Regions from separate parts of the Homo sapiens genome. Here all the other regions are linked to region 2. A link is a contact called in ENCODE Hi-C data. All regions are on one chromosome and are shown on one strand. Each heading gives the region's core, a stretch centred on a gene start or an enhancer-like site at or near the end of the contact. The rest is flanking DNA. Distances are from core to core; before and after follow the strand shown.

What was found. A loop is a pair of places that touch in the nucleus more often than their neighbours do. Pooled maps may share reads with other maps.
Region 1: a map with no recorded cell type shows a loop between it and region 2 (19-fold over the local background). The contact joins the promoter of DLGAP1-AS1 here to the promoter of TYMSOS in region 2. A Hi-C loop is called at or near these places in 3 of 37 single-sample maps with no recorded cell type and 5 of 50 pooled maps.
Region 3: a loop to region 2 is called in a pooled map, with 10 times the contacts of the local background. The contact joins the promoter of MYL12-AS1 here to the promoter of TYMSOS in region 2. A Hi-C loop is called at or near these places in 4 of 37 single-sample maps with no recorded cell type and 3 of 50 pooled maps.

The regions. Positions count from the first base shown.
Region 1 is chr18:3,591,755-3,595,363 of GRCh38, forward strand. DLGAP1-AS1 (DLGAP1 antisense RNA 1) reads left to right here and starts at 2,360. Exons shown (of 3, transcript NR_024101.1): 1 at 2,360-2,486; 2 at 2,666-2,730. All of the region lies in intron 7 of DLGAP1 (DLG associated protein 1), which reads right to left. RefSeq lists enhancers at 2,000-2,119, 3,532-3,609 and a silencer at 3,117-3,411.
Region 2 is chr18:657,041-660,504 of GRCh38, forward strand. It overlaps TYMSOS (TYMS opposite strand RNA), which reads right to left and starts at 1,251. Exons shown (of 2, transcript NR_171001.1): 1 at 802-1,251. TYMS (thymidylate synthetase) reads left to right here and starts at 613. Exons shown (of 7, transcript NM_001071.4): 1 at 613-907; 2 at 2,601-2,674. The coding sequence starts at 703. RefSeq lists enhancers at 337-838, 839-1,338, 1,206-1,325 and silencers at 576-755, 926-975.
Region 3 is chr18:3,260,486-3,263,850 of GRCh38, forward strand. It overlaps MYL12-AS1 (MYL12A and MYL12B antisense RNA 1), which reads right to left and starts at 1,874. Exons shown (of 4, transcript NR_130145.1): 1 at 1,568-1,874; 2 at 787-845. MYL12B (myosin light chain 12B) reads left to right here and starts at 1,648. Exons shown (of 4, transcript NM_033546.4): 1 at 1,648-1,752. RefSeq lists an enhancer at 1,044-1,093 and a silencer at 1,304-2,193.

The DNA of each region.
Region 1 (3,609 bases), core at 1,110-3,609, 2.9 Mb after region 2:
AGGGGGGTTTTCAATTATTTGGAGGGCTCTTGCTTAGAGGATAGCATGGGCCTGTTTTGTATAAGTCCCCAAAGGAACAACAAAGGCAAGGGCTCAGAGAGGCATAAAGAATAATTCTCCAGGCATTGATTGTCCGTCCATAGAAGGAATATGAGGACCTCATAACAGAGGGAGTTCTCAGCCCCTGGACCTGTTCAAGCACAGACCAGCACATCTTTTGGCTGGGAGGCTATAGCAATTGTACCAACATCTGATAGGGGGCTCAACTAGATGACAAGGTTTCTTTCAAATTGGATGGTTATGATAATGAGTGAAATTTAGACAAGAATTTGCAAACTAGGGAGGGTCCCACAGAGAATGATGCTGAAGAGCTGAAGAAAGAAGCCAAAAAAGGAGGCCAGAGAAAGAGCTCCAACGAGGCTGTCTGGTAGCAATGATGAATGTTCTGCCATCTTGGGAAAGCAGCTGGCACTGATGAGGACAAAATAACTAATAGACAAGTTTGCTGCTGCTGCTTCCAGCCAAGCAGACCCCATAGTTGTGCACTTAACAGTGCATCATAGGGCTCCTGCTCCTTGCGGTGATGTGTTATGCTGGCCGGACTTTCCAACAAATGCCAGACAAATCAGCGGTCTGGCTGGAGTCCTCCACCGGCAAAAATGCGCAAACCCTGGCAACAACAAAGATGATGAGATGAGATTCAGTCCAGACCCGTGACATGCCATTAGATCTTCCTAATCACCAGAGAGCAAATCCTTACTCTGTGTACTGGACACTGTGCTAAGAACTTAATAGACATGGGGGCTGGGTGTGGTGGCTCACACCTGTAATCCCAGCACTTTGGGAGGCTGAAGCATAAGGATCGCTTTAGCCCAGGTGTTGGAGACCAGCCTGGGCAACAGAGTGAGACCTCGTCTCAAAAAAACCCAAACAACAACAACTAGCTGGTCATGGTGGTGCACGCCTGAAGTCTCAGCTACTCGGTAGGCTGAGGTGGGAGGATCACTTGAGCTTGGGAGGTGGAGGCCGCAATGAGCCATGACTGTGCCACTGCACTCCAGCCTAGGTGACAGAGCAAGACCCTGCCTCAAAAAAAAAAAAAAAAAAAAAAAAGAAAAAGAAAGAAAGAAAAAGAAAAAGAAAAAGAAAAAGAAAAAAAAGAAAGAAAAGAAAAGAAAAAGAAGAAAATAGACATGATCTCACATATGTGAAAGATCCCACTATCCCCATTTAACTGATGAAAATATTAAGGCTCAGAGCAGGCAACGGACATCCCTAACTCATCTAGAGATTCAGTGACAGAGTTAGAGTACTCAGGGCTCCAACTCCCATCTGACCATTAACTCAAACCACCTTTGTTTATCTCCCCCGCCCCCCGCCAGTAAACACTCTCTAGTAAACACCTTGTCCACTAAAGCACCGTGGTTTCCACGAGGGACTCCTTCGTGCACAGCCATCCTCACTCTGCAGGAACTCTTAAGTTTCAGTGAATGAATGAATTTGGAGTGGTCAACAAGGGGTGCACAGTTGCAACTTTTAAAATATTGCAGAAGGAGAGAAATGCCACAAAACAAAATGCACATGGAAAAATCACTACCTTATTTCAAAATATTTACAGCTTCACATTTAAGGCCACCCAAAGCGTGGCGGTCAGTGGTGAGAAGGCAGAGATCAGAGGCTGTTGGGGTGGGTCATACACCATGATTCCCGGCCCCCCTCTGGGAGATACAAGGTATCCCACAGTCTTCTCTCCCAGTTACATCCTCCACGGAAACCACAAGATGACTCGCTCAACTTTTTCTAAAGTAGAAAAAAATATGCTTGTGTGTGTGTGTAAGGGGAGGAGAGGGGATGTGAATGAAATGGAGGGTAGTGTAATAATTCCTGTAGTCATAAGACACGCCAGTTGGTAGTTGCTAGTATTCCAGACACTTCCTAACGCCAGACAAATGCCCCAAGCCTCGGCATGTCTGGCCTAGAGATCTATTCAACTGATAGCAGCCGCCTCTTCTGGGGAGAGCAGATCTTTCAGAAAGCACTGGCTGCGCTGCTAATCAAACGCAACATTGTTCTCAGCAAGGAGGAAGAATGGAAAGGTTTGTTTCAGAGTCACAACTTTATTTTTTTTAAAAGGCACCCAAGTTGTTTCAACAAGCTGCTACAAAACTTGGGCTTCCTGAGTGGAGGCTGTTTTGCACAGTGCATGTACTGTACAAAAATCCAGGCAGGGAGGGGTCAGAGAGTTCGTCATTAAAGAAAAAAAAAAAAAAAAGCCCCAGGCACTTGATGCCTGGAAATGATGTCAGACGCAGCCACTCCTCTGTTAGAACTACAGCCAAACAATGCGCAGGCAATCCACAGCAGCTGCCCCTGCAAATGTCAGCGCCAGCCCAGTCAAAAGAGCTTGAAACCTACCAAGCCGGAGGACTGTGCTGTGCCTCTCTCGCCCACATTTTCCCCAAGCACTCTCAGGAACCTGGCAACAGGTAACGTGGCAACCTTTGACTTATAAAAGGGCAAGTGGCACAATCTCAGGGAACAAATGGACTTTTTTTTAAAGCCAGCATCTCCCCCACCACTCCCACACCCCCCTCCCTCCCTCCCTCCCTCCCAACCAAAAGTCTGTAAAAAACAAAACATTGACGCGGGCAGTCCTACTCTCTAGTGTCCCCTTGTGGCCAAGCCTGGAACATCACATCTGTACGTTGCAATCTGTGGATCAGCTACGAGGTAAGTCGCTCTTTGGAAGGGGTGGAGGTCTTTGCTGGACTTGTCTTCCGAAAAGTATGAAGAGTGGAAGTCAAGGCTCAGAATGGCGTCCTTTTTTACCTTATCACCTTAACAAAAACTTCACCTTAGCTGCAGGGTTAAACCTCTGGGTTGGGGCTGGGGATTTTCGTTGTTGTTGTTTTAAAGCAGCAGCCAAGGCCATGTTTTTTAAGGTGGTGAGTTAAACGGAGCAAGAGCTGCGGTAGCCTTTTCCACCCAATCTCTTTCTTCACATCCTAGTCACAGCCAAGGGTAGGGTGGATGGCAGTGAGGATAAACAGCCCAGAAACAGGATTCCTGCAGGGTGGGACTGGCATTTTCCATTTTTATCTGAAGTTGTACTTTGAATGCAGACACCTTTCTCTCAGGCCAGAAGCACTGCTCATTTGTATTGCTGGCTTCCAGTTAGCCTATTTGCAAGGATTACTTAGGATTTCCAGACTGCAGGCCCAGCTACCCAGAGAGTGTGCCTCAAAGCCCCACCTCAAAGCTTTTATCTCTATGTGGCGGGAAACACCCACGAAAATGCCAACGGCGGTATTTGTAACTTGCCTTCTTCCTTTTGGGAACTGCTTTCTGCAGCTCTCTCTGCGTTAGAGGAATAGCTACAGCTGGGAGCTGCTCCAGCCACGCAGGAGGAGAGGGCACCCATTGAGAGGCGGGCACCCCTTCTGTCTCCCTCTGGCTATGTTAACTGGAAACTAGGAAAGGGGTTCAGATCAAAGTAACTGCTGTCTTCAGAAAGTTCCATTCATTAACTAAGTTAGCGGAAATTAAATGGTGTTTGGAGGAAGGTCATTTCAGAAGGCCCAGGGCCAGAGGCTGAGGTCTAAAACTTCT
Region 2 (3,464 bases), core at 1-2,500:
CAATTCTTCTGCCTCAGCCTCCCAAGTAGCCACCACGCCCAGCTAATTTTTGTACTTTTAGTAGAGACGGGGGTTTCACCATGTTGTCCAGGCTGGTCTTGAACTCCTGACCTCAGGTGATCCACCCGCCTCGGCCCCCCAAAGTACTAGGATTACAGGCGTGAGCCACCGCGTCCAGCGCCCTGGCGGTTTTTAATCAAGTAGAAAAGCTGCATTATACCACTTGCTTCGGTTGCTTCAGTGAGAACGAAGAAATGGAAATGCAAATCCCTTATTAGTTGTAGGAAACAGATCTCAAACAGCAGTTTTGTTGACAAGACCGCAGGAAAACGTGGGAACTGTGCTGCTGGCTTAGAGAAGGCGCGGTCGACCAGACGGTTCCCAAAGGGCGCAGTCCTTCCCAGCCACCGCACCTGCATCCAGGTTCCCGGGTTTCCTAAGACTCTCAGCTGTGGCCCTGGGCTCCGTTCTGTGCCACACCCGTGGCTCCTGCGTTTCCCCCTGGCGCACGCTCTCTAGAGCGGGGGCCGCCGCGACCCCGCCGAGCAGGAAGAGGCGGAGCGCGGGACGGCCGCGGGAAAAGGCGCGCGGAAGGGGTCCTGCCACCGCGCCACTTGGCCTGCCTCCGTCCCGCCGCGCCACTTGGCCTGCCTCCGTCCCGCCGCGCCACTTCGCCTGCCTCCGTCCCCCGCCCGCCGCGCCATGCCTGTGGCCGGCTCGGAGCTGCCGCGCCGGCCCTTGCCCCCCGCCGCACAGGAGCGGGACGCCGAGCCGCGTCCGCCGCACGGGGAGCTGCAGTACCTGGGGCAGATCCAACACATCCTCCGCTGCGGCGTCAGGAAGGACGACCGCACGGGCACCGGCACCCTGTCGGTATTCGGCATGCAGGCGCGCTACAGCCTGAGAGGTGACGCCGCGGGCCCCTGCGGGACGGGTGGCGGGAAGGAGGGAGGCGCGGCTGGGGAGAGCGCTCGGGAGCTGCCGGGCGCTGCGGACCCCGTTTAGTCCTAACCTCAATCCTGCGAGGGAGGGGACGCATCGTCCTCCTCGCCTTACAGACGCCGAAACGGAGGGTCCCATTAGGGACGTGACTGGCGCGGGCAACACACACAGCAGCGACAGCCGGGAGGTAAGCCGCGTCCCAGCGGCTCCGCGGCCGGGCTCGCAGTCGCCCCAGTGATGCCGTGGCCCCCGAGGCGGGCGTCATCGGGCAGCGTTTGCCCAGTGCTGGAGGGTTAGGGAGAGCTGCCTGGGCTTGACCGCGCGCCGGTCTCAAAGTCCTGGCTTTGGCCCCTCCTCCGTTTTCCCCTGTGGACCATTCCGCTTCGCAGCGTTTTCAAAAACTGGAGCGAAAGTGATGTGGGCGGGGCAAAGGCGGCGGGAAGAGGAGAGCACTGAAGCTGGCGCGGGAACTTGGTTTCCTGGTGGCCTCCCATCCAATCCCCACGAACCAGCTTTCCTCTTAAACCTTGAAAAGAGAAATTCGGGAGTTCGAGTATAAGTTCTTAGTCGTCCTTTCCTCTTTCCTTTCCGACAGGAGCACCCCAGGCAAAAAATGTCTCGCGGGTCATTGGCGCCAGGCTTTCAGGGGACAGTGGGGCGGGGCGGGGTGGGCACAGGACGTTAGGCAGCCGTTGGCCCTCCCTAAGGCCACACCGTCCTGCCGTCCTGGATCCTGCGCCAGCTGCGCGGGGGAGGGGACTCGAAGGTGTGTGAGCCAGGGGCTGACCTTGACCGCTCAGATAAATGGAGCGCAGCCTTGACACAGGGGTGGAGGTGGTTTTGAATGGGGAAACCCATTCGTGGTGAAGCAGATTCACTGTAGCTAGCGGAAAAGCCCTCCGGCCCACGGACCCATCTAGAGACGAATACATAGCAGCTGCTGTGGCTGATTGGCGTGGGACAGCGTGGGGAGTTTTGTCTGAGGAGAGGGATCCACTTTTCTGCAGCTCCAAGCCCAGGGGCCTTTGATGAGCCATAGACCTCATTTTTAACCCACCTTTCTGCTTAGACATTGAGCAAGTTACTTCTCATATAGCTTCCCTATATGTTAAAAATGGAGAAAATAATGCTTAGTAGGCAATTCTGATAAAAGCAGGTGCTTGCAAAAATCTCTCTGTTGTCTGAATATAAACTGTACCACAAGCGAGTGCGGATGAACGAGGACTGCATTTAAAGATAAGTTTTTACACTTTCATTTCTCTGTGGCTCGACACTTCTGATGCCTCCCTTTTTGTTCCTGGGACACATGCTTGGTGTTGTCTTCACACCTTTGTGACAGGATTAGCACTAGTGGGCAGTGGATGATAGCTCCTCCCTTTTGCCACATGTTCATCCCTGCCCTCGCCACCATCTCACTGTGTGGAATTCCTGTGTCCACTGGTCACCGGGGCACAGAAGTGCTGTCTCAGCCTGAATCGGGCCACTGATGGGACTTGCAGCCTGGGAGCTCCACCGTGATCTCTGGCCCACTTTGCGGGAGTCTAGGCTTTCTGGATGCTCCAGGGCCTCACGTCCCAGGGCAGTTTTCTTCCCTGAAGAAAGTTGGATGGCATGATCTGTCTTCCCATCTTGAAACCGTATGGCAAATTGTTTTTCAGATGAATTCCCTCTGCTGACAACCAAACGTGTGTTCTGGAAGGGTGTTTTGGAGGAGTTGCTGTGGTTTATCAAGGTAAAGAAGTCGCTGCTATTAGAAGTCAGTAGTCTGTTCTCAACACAGCAGCCAGTGAGATCCTTTCAAAACTCAAAGCAGCCAGGTGTGGTGGCTCACGCCTGTAATCCCACCACTTTGGGAGGCTGAGTCAGATCACCTGAGGTTAGGAATTTGAGACCAGCCTGGCCAACATGGCGACACCCCAGTCTCTACTAATAACACAAAAAATTAGCCAGGTGTGCTGGTGCATGTCTGTAATCCTAGCTACTCAGGAGGCTGAGGCATGAGAATTGCTCACGAGGCGGAGGTTGTAGTGAGCTGAGATCGTGGCACTGTACTCCAGCCTGGGCGACAGAGGGAGAACCCATGTCAAAAACAAAAAAAGACACCACCAAAGGTCAAAGCATATCATTCCTCACCCTCAAGCCCTTAGTGGCTCCATTTCACTCAGTAAGAGCCACGGTCCTTATGGTGTCCGTTTTTCAGCTCTGACCTTAGCTGCTGCTCTCTGCACCAGCCCTGCTGTTCTTGTGAGTTTTTGAGCACACCGGGACATCCCCACTCCCTGGAACCTTCTTCCCCCACACTTGGCTTCTTCCTTTGAGTCTCTACTCCACTCGGGCAAGCCTTCCTAGACCTCCTGATTTAAAACTGTGACTCTCCCCCAACCTCCTTGGTGTTTCTCCATAGACGAACATCACCATCTGATGTATGTCAGCCTTTCCCTTCCCCTGTTAGAAGGGGGACAGCAGGTAGTAAAAGTGAAATGTGCTGTAAGCTTTATGAGGGCAGAGGATTTGTTTCTCGT
Region 3 (3,365 bases), core at 624-3,123, 2.6 Mb after region 2:
TGTCTAATACTGCCAGACGCACTGGTGCGGTGTCTCTCACCTGTAGTCCCAACTACTTGGGAGGCTCAAGTGAGAGGATCGCTTGAGGCCAGGAGTTCCAGGTTGTAGTGCATTATGATCACGCCTGTGAATAGCCAGTGCATTCCAGGTTAGGCAACATAGGGTGACCCCATCTCTAAAAATAAAACGTATCAAATACAACTGAGGAACTAAATTTAAGTTTAGCTGCATGTGGTTAGTGACGATTGTATTGGACAGCACAATTCTAGAAACTTTTTTTTTTTTAATTTAGACTATCGAACCAAAACCTAAGAGTAAATATTGTAGAACCAGGTGTGACTTTTCAGCAATTGCTTTTCTAACACTATTGAGAAAATACACACAGTTATGAACCGCGTTTAGAGCTGTGCTGCTGGGATGGCGACCACCCCATCAGCATCATGTGTGCTTACCAGAAATTCGAATTATCCTCCACCCCTTACTCACTGAATCCTGATACCCGGTTTTGAGGCTCAAAAATGTTTTTAAAAGCCCTGTTATTATGCGTGCTACTGTTTAAGAACTGCTACAGAGTGCTGAACACAAGGTCCCTCTCTTCTAGGAATTTCTGATCAAAGATTTCTAGAATATAAACTCCCTAAGAGGCTTTGAATTCATCTCTCAGCATCCGGCACATGTTAAGGCAGTAAGAAGAGTTCAATAAAGATTTGCTATTAGATTGCCGATCCTCCACCATCCTGAAGTAATGCTATTTTAGTAATGCTAGATGAAGTAATGCTAGATTACCTCAAGGTGAGGGAAAATATCCTGAAGAACACAGCCACAAACACGATCTAGAACAAAACCTGAAAAACGTAGCTTTGTGTTTTTATTTGTGTGTGCATGTATGTGTGTGCGTTGCCATTTTCTTGATAAAGGAAAGCAAGTAGTTCGAATAAAACTTTCTTGTGGCCAAAAGGGGAATCAAACAGCCGTAGGCTGCGGCCGTAGCCTGATACGGCCGTAAACCTTATGAGGGTAAGCAGAGAGGAGTAGGTTAAAGAATTTAACTCGGGCTGTAATGCGGTTTGAAAAGAGAAAGGGATTCTGGAACGGAGAAGAATCCGCCCAGGCGCCGCCCTCACCTTCTCAACATTACATGAGACGAACCCTAAAACCTGTCTTGTCTGAAATTCAAATTTAGAAGAACTGTACTTTTACTTGCTACATCTGGCAACTCAGGGTTCGGCGCCAGGGGACCCCAAATCCTAGGCGGATCGCGCCCCGCCTGGGTCAAAGGGGACCCCAAATCCTCGGCCGATCGCGGCCCACTCGGGTCAAATTCCAGCGGCCTGCCCAGCCGCGCCCAGCGGGCCCAGGAATGCGGAAGGGTGGCGGAGCTACCAAAGGAGCGGGGGACGAGGGCCGGGCTGCGGACGACCGCCGCAGCGCAGGCCGCGATATCGCAGCGGATCGGAGCAGGCCGGAGGGGCAATTAAGACCCCGGCCGTGTGCGTCCGGCCTCAGCAGCCCCGCCGCTCGGCGGACACGCAGACCCCGCCGGCCCGGGCGCGAACACTCAGCGCACCCCCGTTCCACTTGGTCCCGCCGCGCCTTCCGGTGCGCCTTCCGGTGCGCCTTCCGGTGCGCCTTCCGCTCCGCCCCTTCAGGCAGGAAGTGTCGGCGCCGCCACTGTCCGGCCACAGCCTAACGCTCTTCGCTGTCGTTTGTGGTCTCGCGCAGGGCGGCCCCGGTTCTGGTGTTTGGCGTCGGGTGAGTCGCGCTCGACTCTGCTCGCGAGACCCCTCGGGCCGCCGTCTCCGTACCCCCGCGCCCCCTCCCGTCGCGCGCCTGCGGCCGGACCCCGCCCCAGGGCGGCCAGGCGGCGGCAGGACCTGTCAGACTGGCTGAGAAGGGGGCGCGGGGCCGGAGGTGGAGGGAGGAGGGTTGGCGGCGGGAGGAGGGTTGGTGGCGAGGCCCTGGCCCGGACGTCCAGGGGCCGGGAGGCTGCAGGCGATGGAGCCGGTATGGGGAGACGCCCTGCTGGAGAAGTGGCCGGGTCCCGGCCGTGCGTGGGCCGGCCCTGCGCCACCTGGGTGACCTCAGACACCTGGGCCTTGGACGGCCCGGCTGCCCGGCGGCCAACGCCTGCCCTCCCGGCGCCGCGGCGGGTCCTGGCGGTGGATTGGGGCCGACCCGGGCGTGTTCGTGTGGAGCACCTGCCCTGTGCCCAACACTATCCTAGATGCTTTGGAGGGTGGAGGAGCCTCCTGTTGCACGGTCTTGCCTAAGGTGAAGCCTCCAAGGAAGCCATTAGCATGCCGGTAACCGAGTGTGTGGTTGATACGGGCTCAAATGTGATGATTTACATAGAGTTGTAATTCGCTCAGTGTGTCTTGCATCTTGTAAAGGTTTAGTTTATTCGTGTTGATTGAAGAAAGGACCATTAACAGAAATAGGGAAAGGTTACTTGGAAAAGAGTCGTGACCTCACTGAAGGCCTTGGATTCAACCTTAAGAGGGAGAACTTAGCGTTTCCGGCTAGATGTGTGGGAGGTGGTAACGAGCAAAACTCAAAAGCTGGGAATTGTGTCCTGTGAAAAGCAGGCCGTGGGGACACCGGCGGGTATGGAACAGAACTGTAATGACTAATAGTCGGAAATAAGGGTAGATAGGTAAGTAGGACCTTCTTATGGATGTCTTGAAAACTTAGGAGAAAGAAAAGATTATCTAAGAAGCCATAGAGAGTAATTTTGGAGTCTTCACTAACGGAGTAATAAGAAAGGGATGTTTAGAGGATTCGTTTGGCCGCTTTAGTTTAAGGTAGATTTGGAATGGTCTTTTGGTAAGAGAAGAATCAAAGCATTTAGAATTCAGTAGGACCTGATAGATTACCTTGTGAAGGCTTTGCGTTTTATAACTGAGGAAAGTGAAACCCAGAGAGGTGAGGTAATTTGTCGAAGGTGGTGGACCCTCCTGGACTTTATAACTAAGAGCACTTTTGAGTGCTTTAGGCTCTTTTGAGTGAAACAGCTTTTATGATGGCTGACTCGATGTTCGTTTATGCTTTGATGAAACTAAGCTTGAACAAGATGAACTGCAATTTCTGAAGGACAGATGTCCAGACAAGAGTTGCTAGGGTTAGGAAAGAACAGGATTTAGAGCCCCGACATGGGGCTAGTTTTCCCTTTCTCCCAAGATTCAAAGGCTCCAGGTATATCTGGGGATGAGTTTATCATACCCTTTTTGCCAGCATCTTTGTGATCTTCCTTCCTCATTCTACACATTAGCTTTGGGGTGTCATTGCTTGTTATGCCCAGGTATCCACATTTTCATGGTAGAGAATTTCAGCTGCCTGTATGCAGGATGTTACTGGCTAGTGGTTCA